Regions from separate parts of the Homo sapiens genome. Here region 2 is linked to region 1. Evidence: read pairs that join two places in POLR2A ChIA-PET (ENCODE). Cell type or tissue: Panc1. All regions are shown on one strand. Links, peaks and the distances in the headings refer to the core of each region. The heading gives the core; the rest is flanking DNA. Region 1 has its middle 29 kb from the start of SNORD14A. Region 2 overlaps PLEKHA7 (pleckstrin homology domain containing A7).

Region 1 (10,152 bases), core at 1,133-9,132:
TGCCCAGTCTGGAAAGTGAGGAGCGTCTCCGCCCGGCCGCCATCCCATCTAGGAAGTGAGGAGCGCCTCTTCCCAGCCGCCATCACATCTAGGAAGTGAGGAGCGTCTCTGCCCGGCCGCCCATCGTCTGAGATGTGGGGAGCGCCTCTGCCCCGCCGCCCCATCTGGTATATGAGGAGCGCCTCTGCCCGGCCGAGACCCCGTCTGGGAGGTGAGGAGCGTCTCTGCCCGGCCGCCCCGTCTGAGAAGTGAGGAGACCCTCTGCCTGGCAACCACCCCGTCTGAAAAGTGAGGAGCCCCTCCGCCCGGCAGCCGCCCCGTCTGGGAGGTGAGGAGCCTCTCCGCCCGGCAGCCACCCCGTCCAGGAGGGAGGTGGGGGGGGTCAGCCCCCCACCCGGCCAGCTGCCCCATCCGGGAGGGAGGTGGGGGGTCAGCCCCCCCGCCCGGCCAGCCATGCCATCCGGGAGGGAGGTGGGGGGGTCAGCCCCCCGCCTGGCCAGCCGTGCCGTCCGGGAGGGAGGTGGGGGGGTCAGCCCCCCTGCCCGGCCAGCCGCCCCGTCCGGGAGGTGAGGGGCGCCTCTGCCCGCCCGCCCCTACTGGGAAGTGAGGAGCCCCTCTGCCCGGCCAGCCGCCCCGTCCGGGAGGGAGGTGGGGGGGGTCAGCCCCCCTGCCCGGCCAGCCGCCCCGTCCGGGAGGTGAGGGGCGCCTCTGCCCGGCCGCCCCTACTGGGAAGTGAGGCGCCCCTCTGCCCGGCCAGCCGCCCCGTCCGGGAGGGAGGTGGGGGGGTCAGCCCCCCGCCCGGCCAGCCGCCTCGTCCGGGAAGGAGGTGGGGGGGGTCAGCCCCCCCGCCCGGCCAGCCGCCCCGTCCGGGAGGTGAGGGGCGCCTCTGCCCGGCCACCCCTACTGGGAAGTGAGGAGCCCCTCTGCCCGGCCACCACCCCGTCTGGGAGGTGTACTCAACAGCTCATTGAGAACGGGCCAGGATGACAATGGCGGCTTTGTGGAATAGAAAGGCGGGAAAGGTGGGGAAAAGATTGAGAAATCGGATGGTTGCCGTGTCTGTGTAGAAAGAAGTAGACATGGGAGACTTTTCATTTTGTTCTGTACTAAGAAAGATTCTTCTGCCTTGGGATCCTGTTGATCTGTGACCTTACCCCCAACCCTGTGCTCTCTGAAACATGTGCTGTGTCCACTCAGGGTTAAATGGATTAAGGGCGGTGCAAGATGTGCTTTGTTAAACAGATGCTTGAAGGCAGCATGCTCGTTAAGAGTCATCACCAATCCCTGATCTCAAGTAATCAGGGACACAAACACTGCGGAAGGCCGCAGGGTCCTCTGCCTAGGAAAACCAGAGACCTTTGTTCACTTGTTTATCTGCTGACCTTCCCTCCACTATTGTCCCATGACCCTGCCAAATCCCCCTCTGTGAGAAACACCCAAGAATTATCAATAAAAAAATAAATTAAAAAAAAAATAATAAAATAAAAAAAAAAAGAAAAAGTTTATCCTAATTAAAGGAAATTAAGAACTCAAATATTTTATTTTATTCTAATAGAATGCCACAAATTCCCTTGATTTAGAACTCTATAAACACTGCATAACAGCTGAGACCATGCCATCTAAAAGTGAAATTAAAGTTGATAGTTCATAAGCAGAAAATATTTCCACATGCCAGTTATGGTCTAGTGATTTCATCATTATGTTTTCTGACTTTCCTCCTTCAAGAGAGTAATTACTTACTCAAATAGGTGGGTCTTGTTTAAAAATTCATGTAAGACATAACTCCTGTCCTTAGCTTAGGTGGACTTAGAGTTTTCTTTTTATTTTTCTTTCTTTTTTTTTAATTATACTTTAAGTTCTAAGGTACATGTGCACAATGTGCAGGTTTGTTACATAGGTATACATGTGCCATGTTGGTGTGCGGCACCCATTAACTCATCATTTACATTAGGTATATCTCCTAATGCTATCCCTCCCCGCTCCCCCCACCCGGACTTAGAGTTTTCATAAGAAAGTTTGGCCGGACGCGGTGGCTCATGCCTGTAATCCCAGCACTTTGGGAAGCCGAGGAGGGTGGATCATGAGGTCCAGAGATCAAGACCATCCTGGCCAACATGGTGAAAACTCGCCTCGACTAAAAACACAAAAAATTCGCCAGGCGTGGTGGTGCGTGCCTGTAGTCCCAGCTACTTGGGAGGTTGAGGCAGGAGAATGGCTTGAACCCGGGAGGCAGAGGCTACAGTGAGCCGAGATCATGCCACTGCACTCCAGCCTGGGCAACAAGAGCAAAACTCCGTCTCAAAAAAAAAAAAAAAGGAATCAAGCATGACGAAGTCACACTGATCACAGCCAATTTTTGTGAACCAAGGAAGGGTCTATTCAATAATTAACATAGATGTTTACTTTGGCTAACTCCTGTGTGCCAAGCAAGATATAGGCTCTGGGGAATCAGAAACAAAAGAGACTCACTTGTTCCTCTCACAATACTCAGTACTTACTTAGATAAGGACAAAATAAAATGTCCTGTCTGGAATGCAGGGAAACCAGAACTTCAGGTCAGGGGATATTTCCATTGAATTGCATAGAGATGAAGCTTAAAATATTAATGAATGTATCTAAAATTCACTTTGCCTTTACTTTATGCATCCATCACATAGAGATCACGGAGCAGGCACCCACGATCGGTTTAATCATTGCTCACTTCCATTGGATCAACTAGAAATCAACTCAGACGAGAGTGCTGAGTCTCAGAGGATGGACATCTCACCCCTTGCCATACAGATAAGCAGAAAAGGTGGTATTCAAAGTTAATGACCAGTCTCTAAGTCCCAGGTACTAAACTTCATGGTCTTCCAACTCTCAAGAAGTTTTTTTTTTTTTTTGAGATGGAGTCTCACTCTGTTGCCCAGGCTGGAGTGCAGTGGAATGATCTCGGCTCACTGCAACCTCTGCATCCCAGGTTCAAGTTATTCTCCTGCCTCAGCCTCCTGAGTAGCTGAGATTACAGGCGCCTGCTGCTATGCCCGGCTAATTTTTTGTATTTTTAGTAGAGACAGGGTTTTACCATGTTGGCCAGGCTGGTCTCGAACTCCTGACCTTGTGATTCGCCTGTCTCAACCTCCCAAAGTGCTGGGATTACAGGCGTGAGCCACCGCGCCCAGCTTCAAAAAGTTTAAAGCAGAGCTCAGAGGTCTTAACCACAGGCACATCTGAGGAGCATTTTGAAACAGATTCCAGCTTCCTCAATAGGAATGGAAGCCAAACTCTGAATTTATGACTCCTTTGAGGAAGTCGAGAGCTGTAAGGAAAGACAGGAACAGGGGCAAGGGAGAGATGCGTCCCGAATGATCCTGTGCCAATTCTTTCTGGAATCTTTGATGTGATCTCGGCTGCCCTTTCTATACTTGACACAGTGAATGTGGCACCCACTGGGCTAGCTGTGGTCTATCAGGAACCCCCAAAGGGAAGGGCACAGTGAGCAGGGGCATCTGCCCGAGTGACAAGGATTTGAGAGGGCAGGTTGGATGCAGGGAGAGGACTGGCCAAATGCCACGTGTCTGGACTTAGACTGCCTGGTTCAAATGGGACTTTACTCTTTTCGACTTCATGATCTGGTACAACTTATATGAAAATGCATTGCTTCTTTTCTAGTCTGTATAATAATAATTTAATGTGCACTAATAACTGGGAGAAGACCATGCAGATGAAATCAAAGAAGCTGTATAGACCACAGAGCTCAGAGCCTGGCATTTAGGAAGCCCCCAGTAAGGGTTCATGATGCCATGGTGTCTGTCATCGTCCTCTTTATCCTCCTCATCACCTTCATAATCTTTTTGTTGTGCTTAGGGAATAGTTTAGAGGGACTCATTTGCTGCTATCATGGGTGAGATGTTCATGAAAAGGACAACCAGTGTGGGAGGAAAGCAAAATTTTGAATAAGATTTCTGAGACCCCCACCACAACCAAGAATAGAAACTCCACAGTCTGCTGAGCTGACAGTTTGCACATTGGTCTCCTCCCATCTGCCCACCGCACTCTCCTGTTTGTCCTGAGGATGAGGAAACAAAACAAGGCTCCTGACCTGTCCCTCAGCACTCACTGAACTGTGCTTCCTCTCTGCTGGGTCATGACCACGGAGAACAGGTCCACTGTCCTCCCTGTGTGGTGCACGATGGAGGCTCAGACTCCGTCCTCAAGACTGGCAAGAAGACAGGGTCAGACATGAGCCTCCTGATGCAGGTGACACGTGTGTAGCCCACTGTACTGGAACCTCACACTGCAGGGCTGGAGGCACAGACTGAGTACTTACTATTCTATGGCCTTGGGGGCTCAAGGCATAGAGCTCCTCATTATCCAAATTCACCCAAGTTCCCCAATCTCTAAGGATTTCCTCATAATAATGCAGCAAGAAGAGAAAAGTGAGTGTCCCTAGAAGCTTTGGGACTCTTCCTCTAATCAGGAGAAAGCTTGTGTGTATATACTATTCGCTTCTTTCTTTTCTTTTTAAAGATCCAACTGCTTTAATTTTCATCTTTTATTATGGTAAAATATACCATGTATAAATATTAAAAATTATAAATATATATTATTTCATTTAGAATGGCCAATATAAACATTTACAGTTTCCACTATTTTTAAGTTTATAGTTTCATGACATTAAGTACATTCACATTGTTTAGCAACCATCACCTCCCTCATCTCCAGAACATTTTTATCTTTCAAAATGGACATTGGACCCATTAACCAAACTCTCCATTCCTCTCTCTCCCGCACCCCTGGGGGCCACCGTTCTATTTTGCAATTCTATGAGTTTAACTACTCTAGAGACTTGATATAAGTGGAATCATACTGTGTTTAATTTTTTTTTTTTTTTTTTTTGAGACAAAGTCTTTCTCTGTCGCCTAGGCTGGAGTGCAGTGGCGCGATCTCGGCTCACTGCAACTTCCACATCCTGGGTTCAAGCAATTCTCGTGTCTTAGTCTCCTGAGTAGCTGGGATTACAGGCCTGGGCTACCACACCCAGCTAATTTTTGTATTTTTAGTAGAGACAAGTTTTCGCCATATTGGCCAGGCTGGTCTCAAACTCCTGACCTCAAGTGATCCGCCCACCTCAGCCTCCCAAAGTGCTGGGATTACAGGTGCGAGCCACTGAGCCCAGTTGTGTTTATCCTTTGGTGATTTATTTATTTCACTGACGATAATGTCTTCAAGGTTCATCTGTGTTGCAGCCTGTGTCAGAAGTGCCTGTTTCTTTCTTTCTTTCTTTCTTTTTTTTTGATGGAGTCTCTCTCTGTTGCCAAGGCTGGAGTGCAGCGGCACAGTCCGGGCTCACTGCAACCTCCGCCTCCCGGGTTCAAGCGATTCTTGTGCCTCAGCCTCCTGAGTAGCTGGGACTACAGGCATGTGCCACCATGCTCTGCTAATTTTTTGCATTTTCAGTAGAGACAGGGTTTCACCATCATGGCCAGGCTGGTCTTGAACTCCTGACCTCAGGTGATCCGCCCACCTCAGCCTCTCAAGATGCTGGGATTACAGGCGTCAGCCACTGCGCTGGCCAGAAGTGCCTGCCTTTTTAAGGCTGAATAGCCTTCCATTGTATGAATGAACTGCAGTGCGCTTTTTCATTCGTCTGTCCATGGTCCCTTGGGTTGCTTCCACATTTTGGCTGTTGTGAATAACGCTGCTATGAATATGGGTGTACACATATCTCTTCCACTCCTGGCTTCTAATTCTAGATGGTAGGTACCCACAAATGCAACTGCGGGATCATCTGATAATTGTCTTTCTAATTTTTCAAGTACACTCCATACTATTTTCCCTGTTCCTGCACAGTTTTATGTTCCCTCTGATCATGTTTGAGCATTCCTACTTCCCTCCAGTCTCACCATTGCTTGTTTATCATATCTATCCTAATGTGTGGTATCACATTATTGGTTTGATTTGCACTTCCCTATGATTAGTGATTTTGAACATCATTTTATATGCTTATTGGCCATTGGTGTACCTTCTTTAGGGACATGTCTACTCAAGTCTTCTGACCATTGTTAATGGAATGCCTTGGGTTTCTTGTTGTTTAGTTCTAGCTGTTCTTTATATATTATGGATATCAGTCTCTTTTCACATATATGATTTGCAAATATTTTTCCTAATCCATGGGTTATCTTTTCACTCAGTTCACAGTGTTTTTTGATGCACAAAAGTGTTTCTCATTTAGATGTAATCCAAGGAATCTAATTTTCTTTTGTTGCCTATGCTTTTGGTGTCATATCCCAGAAGTAATTGCCCACTCTGATGTCATAAAAGTTTGGCCAATGTTTTCTTTTAGGTATATTATAGTTTTAGCTCTTGGGGTTAGGTCTTTCATCCAGTTTGTGTTAATTTTTGCACCTGGTATGACATAGGGTCCACCTTCATTCTTCTGCATGTGGAAATCAAGTTTCTCCAATACCATTTATTGAAAAGGCTGCTTTTCCACCAATGAACTTTCTTGGCAGTCATGTTAAAAATCATTTGAACATATAGGTGAGAATTTATTTCTGGGCTCAAAAACAAACAACAACAGACAACAGATAAACACACAGCATGGGTGGGTGTGGTTGCTCATGTCTCTAATCCCAGCACTATGGGATTTGTAATCATAGTGGGTATACAGCCTGTGATATTATTCGTAATATCCTAGGGAGGTATTACTCCTATTATCACAGTGGATGTACACCCTGTGATACTATTCGTAATATCCTAGGGAGATATTACTCCTAATCTCACAGTGGGTGTACACCCTGTGATATTATTTGTAATATCCTAGGGAGATATTACTGTATACCCTGTGTTATTTTTGTATTATTTTAGGGAGATGTTTCTCCTAAAGTCAAGATGGGTGTACACCCTGTAACATTCTTCCTAATATCACAGTGGGTGTACACCATGTGTGATATTTTCTCTAATATCCAGCGGGGAAGAGGATGATATTGCTTCCAATATCAAAGAAGGTGTACACCCCCCTGTGATATTGTTCCTAATTTCCAGGGAAGGAGAGGATGACATTATTCCCAATATCACTGGGGATATACAACCCCCCGCCATGATATTGTTCTTAATATCTGGGGGTGGAGAGAATGATATTACTCTCAATATCACAGGGGGTGTACACCACCCCTGTGATATTGCTGGTATTATTCCGGGGGGTAGAGGATATTACCTCCAATATCGCAGGGTGCATAAACACCCCCTGTGATATTGTTCCTAATGTCCTGTGAAAGAGAAAATATTACTCCCATTATCACAGGGGGTGTTCACTCCCTATGATATTGTTTCTAATATCCAGGGAAGAAGAGTATAATATTACTCCCAATATCGCAGGGGCTGTACACCTTTTTGTGGTATTGTGTCTAATATCCATGGAAATAGAGGATGATATTACTCCCAGTATTGCAGAGGGTGGACACCCCCCTGGGATATTGTTCCTAATATCCAAACGGGGAGAGGATGTTATTACTCCCAATATCGAAGGAAATGTACACCACCGCTGTGATATTGTTCCTACTATCCAGAGAGAAAAGAATGATATTACTCCCAACAGCGTAGGAAACGTACACCCGCGCTGTGATATTTTTCCTAATATCTAGGGGGAGAGAGGATCATATTACTTCCAATATCGCAGGGTGTGTACACCCCCTCTGTGATCTTGTTGCTAATATCCAGGTTTGGGGAGGACGACATTACTCCCAATATTGCAGGGGTGTACACCCCCCTGTGATATTTTTCCAAATATTCAGGGCAGGAGAGGATAATATTACTCCCAATATTGCAGAAGGTGTACACCCCTCCTGCAATATTGTTCATAGTAACCAGGGAAGAAGAGGATGATACTACTCCCTATATCACAGAAAGAGTATATTCCTTCTGTGATATCATTTTTAATATCCAAAGAGAGACCAGCTGACATTACTTTCAAAATAGCCGGGGTTTTCCACGTCCCCCGCGCCATGATATTGTTCCTAATATCCAGGTGGGCAAAGAATCATATTACTCCCAATATCGCAGGTGGTGTACAACCCCCCTGTAATGTTATTCGCAATATCCAGGGACAGAGAGAAAGATATTACTACCAATATCGTACCAGGTGTACAACCCCCTGTGATTTTGTTTCTAAAAACCATGGGGTAGAGGATGATATTACTTTCAATATTGCGCGGGTGTACACCGCCCCCCCCCCCCCCGTAATATTTTTCCTAATATCCAGAGGGCGAGAGGATGATATTACTCTTAATATCCAGGGTGGGGGAGAGGAAGATACTACTTACAATATTTCAGGGGGTGTACACCCTCCCCCCGTGATGTTGTTCCTAATATCCAGGGGGAGAGAGGATGATGTTACTCCCAATATCACACAGGATGTAAACCACCCCTGTGATATTGCTCCTAATATCCAGGGGGAGAGAGAAAGATATGACTCCCAATATCGCAGCAAGTGTACAAGCCCCTGTGATTTTGTTTTAACATCCGGGGGGGAGAGGATATTACTTGCAATATTGCAGGGGGTGTACACACCCCTGTGATACTCTTCCTAATATCCAGAGGGCAAGAGGATGATATTACTCCCAATATCGTAGGGGGTGTACAAAACCCTGTGGTATTGTTCCTAATATCCAGAGCAAAAGAGGATGATATGACTCCCAATATCGCAGAGGGTGTACACCCCTCCTGTAATATTGTTCTCAATACCCAGGGAGGGAGAGAATAATATCACATTGCATATCGCAGGGAATGTACACCCTCCCTCTCTGATACTCTTCCTAATATCCAGCGGAGGAAAGGATGATATTACTCCCGATATCGCACAGGCAGTACACCCCACCTGTGGTATTGTTCCTAATATCCAAGGGGGAGAGGATGATACTACTCCCAATATCGCAGGGGTGTACACACCCCCGGTTATATTTCTCCTAATATCTACGGGAGAGAGGATGATATTACAGCAAATGTTGCAGGGGCTATACATCCGCCCTGTGATATTGTTCCTAACATGTAGGGGGGAAGAGGATGATATTACTCCCTGTGTCGCAAGGAAGTGTACACCCACCCTGCGATCTTGTTCCTAAAATCCAAGGAAGAAGATGATGATATTACTCACAATATCGCAGGGAGTGTACACCCTTCCTGTGATTTAGTCTAATATCCCAGGGGTGGGGAGGGAATGATATTACTTTCAATACCACAGACGGTGTATACACTTCCTGTGATATTGTTTCTAATATCCATTGCAGGAGACAATGATATTACTCCCAATATCGCCGGCAGAGTACACCCCCTCTGTGATATTGTTTCTGATATCCAAAGGGGAAGAGGCTGATATTACTCCCAATATCGCAGAAAGCGTACACCTACACTGTGATATTGTTTCTAATATCCAGGGGGAGAGTTGAAGATATTACTCCCAATATCGCAGTAGGTGTACAAACCCCTGTGATTTTGTTCCTAATATTGGGGGGGGAAGGATGATATTACTCCCAATATCGCATTGGCTGTACACCACGTTTGTGATATTGTTCCTAATATCCAGAGGGCAAAAAGATGCTATTACTCCCAATATCGCAGAAAGTGCACACCCCCACCCCCGGTGATATTGTTCGTAATATCCAGGGGGGAAGAGAATAAGTCCCAATATCAGAGCAGGTGTACATTCACCCTGTGATATTGTTCCTAATATACAGGGTGGGGAAGAATGTTATTACTCCCAATATCATATGGGGTGTACATCTCCCCTGTGATATTGTTTCTCATATCCACGGGGTAAGAGGGTGACATTACTCCAAATATCACAGGGGTTGTGCGAGAGGGTGATATTACTCCAAATATCGCAGGGATTGTACACACCCCCTCTGACATTGTTGCTAATATCAAGGAGGGAAGAGGATAATATTACTTCCAATATTGCTGGTCGTGTATAACCCACCTGTAATATTGATTCTAATATCCAAAGGGGGAGAGGATAATATTACTTTCAATATCGCATGGGTTCTACACCACCCTGTGATATTGTTCCTAATATCCGGGGAAAAAAGGGTGATATTACTCCCAATATTGCAGTGGGTGTACATTACCCCTGTGTTATTGTTTCTAATATCCAGAGGAGAGGTTAACATTACCCCA
Region 2 (10,152 bases), core at 1,166-9,165, 60 kb after region 1:
TTATATTTCAATTTGTTTTCCTCTCCCTGCTAGAATGCATCTCCATGAAGACAAGGAACCGAGCCTGTCTTGTTCAAGGCTGTACTTCTAGTGCCTAGAATAGTGGTTGGAATAAGTAGGTCCTAAAAAATAATTATTGAATTAATTTATTAAATGGTTAGTTGAGCTCTATGATTTTCCCTCTTTGGGACTCTGCCTGAGAAGCCAATCAGCTGCTGAGAGGTCCCTCCCTGCATCTGAGGGAGCCTGGGAGTCTCGGGGGCAGAGGGCTGGGCCTTGGGTACTCCGGCTGAGGGCTCCCCAAAGATTCCTCTCCAGTTTGGGAACCACCGGCATCCTTGTTTGTCTCTGCACTAGCTTCCAGTCACCCCTTCTGGGGAATTATCTGAAAACAGACATTTTCTATCTCATCTGCCCACAATGACAACAGTGAATTAAAATGGGTTGGCTTACCAGCTAAACATTGGGGATATTCAAATGCCCATTGAGTTCTCAGAGCCATACAGATACTGGCAGTAGCCAGAGGAGATGTCATCCATGCTCCTGAGGGTCTCCCTGTAGAGTTGCAGCTAAGCTGTGCCCAGAACAATAGGATTCACTCAATGCTCTGGGATGTGATAGACCAGAAGGAGAGAAACTGATGTTGAGTGAATCCTTCCTGTGTGTGGTACACAGCCACAGTGCTTAGGTAGTACGAGTATTTGGTAATGCCCAGGACTACCTGGCATCAGGCACATTTCCAGGGAACTTTTAAAATCCCCTCAGCTCTGCTTTGAAATTTAAAGTGTTACAACCTTGAGGTTGATAATGGTGTGCCCATTTGATGGGATGGGGAAATTAAGGCTCTGAATCGATGGGAACAAGGCTTTTATGGACCCCACAGCCTTAGGAGTAACTGAGAAAGGCTCCAAGGAAGGACTCATAAGCAGGCCATGAAGGACCGGTGGTATTCCTGTCACTGAAACAGTGCAGCCTCAAGTGTAGCACAGATGGTGAGGTACGAGTGCTGTATAAGGTGGAGCCCGGATGGTTTTGAGATGGCCCATTGAGTATGAACAGGTGTGTCTTCCTTTTTCCTATTACTGATTACCTGGGAACAGGGAGAAGTTTTTTTTTTTTTTTTTTTTTTTTTTGAGACAGGGTCTTGCTCTGTTGCCCAGGCTGGAATGCAGTGGCGTGATCTCAGCTCACTGCAAGAGAGGGTGTTTTATTTATTTATTTATTTTTATTTTTATTTTTTTGAGAGAATGTTTTAAATGAAGCCCCAGAGAGCTGAGGAACTCTGGAGAAACCCTGGCATCAACTCTCCTCCACACAGGACCTGTGCCTTCTTGGTGTCACCAGGGACCAACCCAGCCAATGCTTATCTGAGTACATACAGCTCAGCCTCTAGTCTCCAGGAGCAATGGAGAGTAAACCTCTCTAGTGTTGGAGGTTTTGTGGATGGGGAAGACAGAACATTGCTATGTCCAGGTTTGGGGGATGGTGCTGGCATGCTTCGGCCCTTCAAGCCCTTATGAAATAAATGCTTCTTGCTACTCAGCCCATGTAGTGGGATTAGAGCTGTGTGTAGTACACAGCCACAAAGCTTATGTGGGCATTGGGGGCGGGGGGGCCAAAAGAGGCACCTGTCTTCTTGTAGCCAGTGTAATTGACTTGTTCATATAATCACTTGTTCATCAGCCTTTATTAGCTCCTACTCTGTGCCAGGTGGCACCATGCCAGATCCTGGGGCCACAAAAACAAGGACATCTTCAGGGAATTCACAGTCCAGTGTGGGGAGATGGATAAACCAAAGATGACATGCAGTGTAGTGGGGACTGTGTGACATGAAAGCAGTAGAGCTGTGGTGTGGAACTTACGGTCACAAAGCTTTAGGGTGGCAGGCTTGAGTTTGAATGTCATCCTAACCCAGCCACTTACCAGCTTTGACTTTGGGGAAGTTCTTGGTCTGTGTTAAGTAGTTATATACCTTAGCTCATTTATTCTTCAAATCTATCTAGTGAGGTAAAAATTTTCTCCATTTTGTAGCTCATTTCGTAGCTGAGGAAATTGAAACTTGGAAAGAGTGAGTAATTTGTCTATGGTCTCTCAGTAAATAAGTGACAGGACCAGGATTCTAGTCCAGGTCTGATTCCAGAGTTCCTGCTCTTCCCACTCTAACAAGGTAAAGAGAATGAGTTTTGTCCTTGCTCCCACATGGCCAGGGCCCTCTGAGAAATTAGCTCTGGGACAAAGGGGTTTTGGTTTTGATTTTAAGCTGCATTAATGGAAGTTTCATCCCCAGAACACAGGAGGTGATGGTGCTGCTCTGCTCTGGGGAGATCACAGATGGAGCACTGGGGCGCATTCATGGGTCACCCCTTTGAGGAAGATGTGGCTATTTGGGGTCCTTCTGAAGGGTTGACTGTGATGGGCACTGGAAACCTTGTCTCCCAAGCAACAGCTGAATGAACTGGGGGTATTTTACATGGAAAAGAGGAGACCCACAGGGACATGAGGGCTGGCTGCAGATATCTGAAGGGCTGCCACATAGAAGAGTCTCATCCTCTGTGAAAGCTACAGGGAGAAAGGTTTTGGCCCCAGGTTTACAACGATACCTTCTGAAATATTTGGGATGTAGTGAGTTCACTATCATCAGAGGTAATCAAGCATGGGATGGGCTGGATGCGGTGGCTCATGCCCATAATCCCAGCACCTTGGGAGGCTGAGGTGGGTGGATGACCTGAGGTCAGGAGTTCGACCAGCCTGGCCAACATGGTGAAACCTTGTCTCTACTAAAAATACAAAAAATTAGCTGGGCATGGTGGTGGGTGCCTGTAATTCCAGCTACTTGAGAGGCTGAGGCAGGAGAATCGCTTGAACCCAGGAGGCAGAGGTTGCAGTGAGCTGAGATCACACCATTGCACTCCAGCCTGGGCAACAAGAGTGAAACTCTGTCTCAAAGAAAGGAAGAAAGGAAGAAAGAAGGAAGGAAAGAAGGAAAGAAGGAAGGAAGGCAGGAAGGCAGTGGAGAGTATGGAGTAAATGCCTTCTGCCATTCCTCTGCCCAGAGTTCCTGACTGTCCCTTGGCTGCTCTGGATGTGGCTCCCAGGGCAGCCCTAAGGAGAGGTTTAGATTGCATCTCTCTCCAAGCCCAGATCTTCTCAATAGGCTCAGCTTTGCATGTTCCCTCAGGTACGGTGGGAGGAACACAAAGTTAGAACCAGAATTAGGAGACCTGGGTTTGGATCCTGGCTTAGCCCCTTACAGCTGCCTGACCTGGGGCAAGACATTTGCCTTCTCTGTGAAAGGGGATCACATCAGTCCTTCCCCTGTAGGTGAGGTAGTGAGTAGGAAAGCACTTTGTTAAGGAGAGAGGGTACAGACACTGGTTATTAACAGGTGCAGTCAACTTCAGGGAGCCTGGCCTTCCACACACTGTCTGAGAAAACTTCACCCAGTGGTGGTGACCCAGGATCTGTGCCATGCCAGGTATTTTAGAGAATGAAATAGGTTTTGGCCCTAGGTTTGTCCAGAGCTCTCTGAAATATGTTATCAAATGAGTTTCCTGACAGTAGCAATGAGTAAAAGAATCCTCTGCCCTCAAGGCTAGTTGAGTGTAGGAGGCAGAAAGAGTTTGGGACAGGTGTTGAGAAGGGAGGGATCCAGGAAGCCTTCGTGGGGAAAGTGACATTTGAGTTGGGCCTAGACAGAGGCTTCATTATGCAGGAAAAGGAGCAGGCAAAGGTTACAGCAGAAGCAAAGAAGCAACTTGTTTAAAGGGGTGGGGTAAGGAGTTCCTGGGAGGCTGTTTTACATTCCCTTCATTTCTCAAATGAAGATGAGGTCCAGAGATGGGAAGTGGGTTTCCTAGCAGGGATAGGGTAAGCAAAGGTTAGAACCAATGCCCAGCACCTCACCTGGGGCTGTTTTCACCACGCCTCAAGGGTGCGTCTCTACTCGGAAGCCATTTCTCCTGGTTCTGCCTCCTGCCAGGCTGTTCTGTCTTAAGGAGGAAAAGGAGGGAGCAAAAGTTGTATTTACCAAAGGAGCTGGTTGGGCAGGTCTCCTTTCCGAGGTCAAAGTCAAGGCCAAGGTTGGCCTAGCTGGCTTCTGGGGGGCGGAGCCAGGCCTTGGCTGGCCACCAGGTCAGTGGGGGGTGTGGGGGATGGGAGGTCGGGGAGGCTTTTGGTTGGGAGGGAGTGATCACTGGTGGGGACTGAGGTTTTTCCAAGGCATTGCCCCTGTGAACAGTGGGCTGAAAAGATTACAGCCCACACATTCTTTCTCAGCAGATTAGGGCCATGGGAGATTATGGAATACACAGGAGGCTGTAGGAGGCCTGCAAATTTCCCATTTGGGGCAATTAATTTGATGGATTGTAAAACAGCTCACTGCTTCCTCTCCGCCTTCCCTGGGCTGGGTTGGGCTGGGCAGTAAGACTGGCTGGAGAATGTGGCTGGAAATGCCCTTGCCGGTGTTCTGCAGTACCTGCTTGGACCACCTTGTTAAAACCTTCTCTGGGCAGGGGCTCGGCCTGCCCCTTTCCTGCCTCCCTTCCTGGTACAAGGAAGATCATATAGTAGGTGCTACATAAAGCTATGCAGAGCTGATACTTATCTGATTGGGGCCTTTCCAGGATGTTGGTAGAGGTGGGGCTCATGGTGGAAGCTCTGGTTTATAGATGGGGAAGCTGAGCCCCAGCGGTGAAGTCACCTGCCCAAGGTTACTCAGGTTGTTGGTGACAGCTGGGACTCCAGCCAGGTTTCTCTACTCCTGGGCCAGGGCGTCTTCTCCCCACTTGTGTGCTCAAAGTGAAAGTGAAATAAATAGTGAGCAATTTTTATGGTTTCTCTCCCCTGACTTCCTCCTTGCCTCCAGCCAGTCAGTAGGGTCCCCACTTTGGTGACTGTGGGCAAGGTGTGACATGGTTCTGCTGGCATCTCCCCAGCAGCTTTGCAGCATTCCCAGGAGGGCTCTGGTGGGGCTGCACTTTTCTTATGTACTCAAAATGTGTCTGGGCTCATTCGATGCCTCCCTTCTCCATGGGGTCTTGCACCTGTGATTTGTAACAGATTCTTGTGATTAGTCCTTTCTCTGGTGCCTCCTAAAGACCCCACTGTCACCAACTCATATCTGCAGCGGTGCAGATGGTTCCGACTGGTTTTCTTGCCTCCATCCTGTTCTCCCTACAGGGGCCCAAATACCTCATCCTGATATGCTTCCTGATGAGGGCCTTCAGAGGTGTCCTGACTTGGGCTTCTCTTCCTGTGTCTGTGTCCTGTTAAAGCACACCATTCCCCTCTGGCCTGAACACACTCCACAACATCATAAGCTGTAGCACTCTCTTGCTTCTTTGTCTTTGCTTTTGTAGGAATGCCCCCTTCCATCCAGGTAATTCCTATGCATCCTTTAAGACTCAGGCATTACCTGGGAAGCCATCTGTGGCCACCCGCCATCAAGGGTTTGTGATATCCCTCCATTTGTGCTTTCATTCATTTAGTTAGCAGTGCTTTCATTCATTTGTTATGTACTGAGAAGCTTTTCTGAGCCTGACAGTGTTGTACTGAGGAGTACAGTAGTGAACAAAAGGAGGGTGCCTGTGGGCATGGAGCTTGCATGCTAGCATCCTCTCTTGCCACATATCACCTTAGTCTGTGTAATGTCTCTCTGTCTCTCCCTCATTAGCCTGTGAATTATCTTTATGTTTGATTGATTCACATATCTGTCCCCAGCACTCAGCACAGTATTAAGTAACAAGCACAGTGTTTCTTCAAGCAAGAAAACTTAAAATGTTAATGCGGAATGAACGGATGGATAAGTGGTTCCGCCTTCCCTGCCCCTCTTAGGCTGTCTAGCTGTTGTGTGTGGCTGTCCCCACCCCCACCCCAAGAGCTCTCTTGCCCCTTGCACTCTTGGCACTGCATTTGCTGCTCACGTGACTGTCCTGCTTCATGTTACACCTTTTTGTGTCTACATCTCTCTCACATTGTTGTAAATTTCTTCAAGGCAGGGTCCATTCTAGTTCAGTTTTGTGTATCTGGAATTTCTATACTTGATATTAGCCAAAAGGTTGAGAAGCAAGTGTACTTGGAATTTCTGCCTGTCCTCACATTCAGTAAAATGAACAGCAATTCACAAAGCAATGTGTAAAGAAATCAAAATGTAAGGACACAACTAGGTGCCTAGGAGTGGGTTGGTTTATTCATAAACGTGTAGTGGGCACCTGCATGCCAACCCTGGGCCAGGTGCTGGGCATTCTTAGATGAATGAGGCAGAGGCATCTGCCTCAAGGGCTTCTGAAGGCTTCCTTCCTTGAGGAAGAAGAACATGCAGACAGGGTGAGGAGGTGCCCAGCCCGCTGGCACCCAAGACACTTATGGTATAGGATATCCGGATCCTTCCTTTTGATGAAAGAAGATGCCATCACAGAGTTAAGGGGGCTGTCAGGCCTCAATTTTAATCCCACTTCTGTTGCTTGCCAGCTGTGTGACCTTGGACAAGTGAGTCAACTTTTCTGAGCTTCAGTTTCCACATCTATAGTCAGTAGCTAGTAAGAACATCTACCTTGTAGGGTCATTCATTCCTTTATTAAATGAATATTTATTGAGTGCCTACTTGGAGCCAGGCATTGTTCTAAATGCTGGGATGGGATAGTGAACAAAATCAATAAAGGTCTCTGCCCTCATGGAGCTTACGTATTAGCAGGAGAGAAAGAGAGCAAACGAAATGGTTAAAATATATAGTATCAGAGGATGGTAAGTGCTATGGAGAAAAATGAGCAGGAAAAGGAGACAGGAGGCCTGGGTGTGAGAGTGGAATGGTCAGAAGAGGCCTCTTTGTGGAGATGACATTTGGGTAGAGATCTGATCAAGCCATGTAGGGGCAGGACATGCCATGACGAGGAAACAGCAAGGAGGCCAGAGTGGATGGAGCTCAGGGAGTAGGAGTTGAGACTGGAGAGGTGCAGGCCCTTGACTTGAGCTTTCACCCTGAGTCAGCAGAGAATTCACTGGACGGCTTTGAACAATGGAAGGCTTTGAACAGAGGAGTGGCATGATCTGACTTTTGCTTTAGAATAAGGATAATTATTCTAAATATTTATTCTAAATATTCTAATTATTCTAAGTACTTATTCTAAATATTTTAATTATTTAGGATAATATTCTAAAATATACTTATTCTAAAGAAAAGTCAGATCATGCCATTCCTCTGTTAAATTATGGTTGTTGTACGTAGAATAGACTGATTAAAGATAATGTAGGTAGCATGTTTAACACAGTACCTGGTATGAAATAAGCCCTCATTAAATGGTAGTTTTGTTCTTCATGATAATATTATTTTAAAATTCTTTTTATTTTTTATTATTTTTTGAGATAGGGTCTCACTCTGTTGCCCAGGCTGCAGCCTCGACCTCCTGGGCTCAAGTGACCCTCTCACCTAAGCCTCCTGAGTAGCTGGGGCCACAGGTGTATGCCACCATGCCTGGCTAATTGTTAATTTTTTTTTGTAGAGACCGGGTCTTGCCATGTTGCCCAAGCTGGGGTAATATTATTAAAGATGGACCTGGGTGCCTTCTAGTCTTGGCCTGGGCCCTCATTCCACCTATCTTCTGCCCTTTTGGGAGCTACGGCATCCAGGGAGCCTTCTCCCTGAGGAGGACAGTGATGAGTATTGGACTTGGGAATGAGCAGGGAGAAGGTGACTGATTCTTTGGCTGTTCCTGCCTGGATCTTCTGTTTAGTAGTCATGGTGAGGCGTGGTGGTGCGGCAGTGGAGACAGGAGAAGAATCTTGGCCTCCACAAATCTAGACTGGGGAGCTCAACCTGCAGGCCAGAAGCTGCCAGTAAACGAGAAATGCCACATCAGCAGCCCTATGAATTCTGCTTTTCCTATCTGGTTGTTAGGGTTCCCAGGAGGGGCTACAGCTGTACCCCAGAGCTGCCCTCCTCCTCCCAGACTTCATGGTGGGCATCCCTCCTCACTACCTCCATCCCTGGAATCTCAGGCCTTTATGGAAAGGTCTCAAGCCTCTCACATGGTCTGATGTGGTTTGCCTATTCACCTGATATAGAGACTCCTTCGGCAGCAGTGCTGACCAAACTGCTTCTGCTCAATGACTTTGTATAACAGGGAGAGTTCACTACCTCACAAGGAAGCCCCTCCTGTAATTGTCACATTCTCATTGATAGGAAGTTCCATTTCAGGTTGAGCTGAAATCTTCTCTGCTCTGACTTCCCCCATTGCTTTTGGTTCTGAAATAAGAGTGAGTCAGTTATAGTCCTCTCCAACCTTCCCATCCCCTGTGCTACCTCCATGAAGCAAAGGTTTACTGGTGTCCCAAGAGGCTCTGTTCAGTTCTTGCTCTGTTACTCAGCCTGATCATCTGGTAGGAGGCCCAGGAAAGCTTAATAGAGCACATGATGCTTGAGTGGGCTCCTGAAGGGTGAGGGGTGAGCCAGGTCAGGAAGGGAAGAAAGGCCTTTGAGTCAGAAGGTAAGGCAGTGTCTCGAAATAGTGTGTGGAGTCCAGGAATCCTAGATAGTTCAGTATCTCTGGAGTAGTTGGGAGTTTCTCTCTCTCTCTCTCCCTCTCTCTCTCTGTCTCTCTTTCTCCGTGTGTGTGTGTGTGTGTGTGTGTGTAGGGGATAGTGAGGGAGGTGAAGTCTGAGAGGTAAGAGAGGTAGACCCAAGCTAAAGCATGGAGGGCCACCTGTGCCTGGGTCAGGTCGTGGACACAGGTGGCAGAGGTCAGAGAGCTGCACAGGAGGACGGGTTTTAGAACTGGTTTGTTTGGGGCTCCGGTACCACGGGTTTCACATTGGCCTAGAGCTGATGAATGGCTTTCTGAGCACCACTGACTCTGCTTCCTGCTTTCGTCTAGGGTTCCTGATTAAACCTGTCCTTGAGATCTCTGTAGAGTGGGACAGGGACAGTAAGCACTTTGAATGTGCTAGTCACCCTGGACATTCTGTTTCTGGGCTCAGCACTGGATGAGCCAGGCTTTCAGCCCCTGCACCCCTTTCCTGGGTTGGGGTGGGGGCCAGGTGCTGTAGCCAGGGGCAACTGGCTCGCCTCAAGCTTGCCTGTGTCCCAGAGGTGGCTGGACACACAGGTCTGTCTCTGCCCTGCAAGGTTTCTGATTTATGCAGGGAGCCTGCATTTGCCCTTGGCCAAATTCTTTGGGCATAAAGCTTTTGTAAAGGGGCTTGGGGCCCTTCCAGGGCATTAACAGTTTCTTTATGCCCCATTCAGATATCTATTTGTATCTGATTTTTATATATTTCCAAAGTACTTTCCCAGCTTCCTGGGGGAGACTTGTTCCCCCCAGCCTGGCCAGATCATTGGGAACCTTCTGGCAGACCTGCCTCACGCTGCTGGCATATGGAGTGTCCTCTCACCACCGTCTGTCCTTCCTGGTGTCTTGCATGCCGAAGGGCCGAGGGTGGAGTGGGGTTTTTTGTTTTGTTTTTAAATAAGGGCAACGTGGGTAAACAGAGCAGTGTTTCTGGTGCCTTCGGGGAGGGCCAGGACCCTGCATTCCGGCTCCATGACGACAGCCTGTTTGGTTGCCACTTGCTGGGCTGTGGGCAGCAGCAGTTCAGACGGAGACAATGGTGGCTCTGTTGAAATGCTGCTGCTGGGCTCTGGCAGAATGCATTTTAATTGGACATTCTCCACCCTGGAATCTGTGGGGATCTGGTGGCCCACTCCTCCTCATTCCTTCATTTTTCTCTTTGCAACTCAAGAGCCAAGTTATTGCAGCTCCTTCCCCGCCCCGCCCCCCAACCCCGTCTACTATTAGCAGCCTCTTGGGGGAAAATGGTGTTTCTAGCCAGGGCATGGTTTGCACTGGGCTGACTGGAAATAGTGAGAGAAAGGGAGAGGGTAGGGGGCTGGAGGGGCTGGGAGATATCCTGTGGCCTGTTCTGGAGCATCACTGAGGGGTGAAGAGCAGCAGGTGTTCCAGGAAGCTCTTCTCTTCCGTGGACCAGGGTGGTCAGGAACACTGGCTCTGAAGTCAGGCCAACTGGGTTGGAATCCTGGTGGTAGCACTGCCAGCTGAACCTCTCTGTGCCTCAGTTTTCTTATGTGTAAATTGGGGATAATACTAGTGTCTACTCGTAGAATCATTGTGAGAATTAAATTAACATATATGAAGTACTCAG

Evidence for each region. Peaks named below come from ENCODE experiments on the same cell type or tissue, not always from the same donor. Only the 100,000 strongest peaks of a DNase experiment are listed, where the experiment ranks them.
Region 2: POLR2A ChIA-PET joins it to region 1 with 13 read pairs; 2 of 35 experiments call an interaction of 5 or more read pairs at or near these places.

What each region holds. Positions count from the first base shown.
Region 1 is chr11:17,040,920-17,051,071 of GRCh38, reverse strand. No RefSeq gene overlaps it. Among named protein-coding and RNA genes, the nearest start is that of SNORD14A, 29 kb to the left of the region's middle. In Panc1, for the core only: no CTCF peak of the experiment used is centred there; no DNase peak of the experiment used is centred there; H3K27me3 peaks cover 535 bases.
Region 2 is chr11:16,981,255-16,991,406 of GRCh38, reverse strand. All of the region lies in intron 3 of PLEKHA7 (pleckstrin homology domain containing A7), which reads left to right. Among named protein-coding and RNA genes, the nearest start is that of PLEKHA7, 28 kb to the left of the region's middle. RefSeq lists enhancers at 4,503-4,952, 9,144-9,782. In Panc1, for the core only: no CTCF peak of the experiment used is centred there; no DNase peak of the experiment used is centred there; H3K27ac peaks cover 2,456 bases.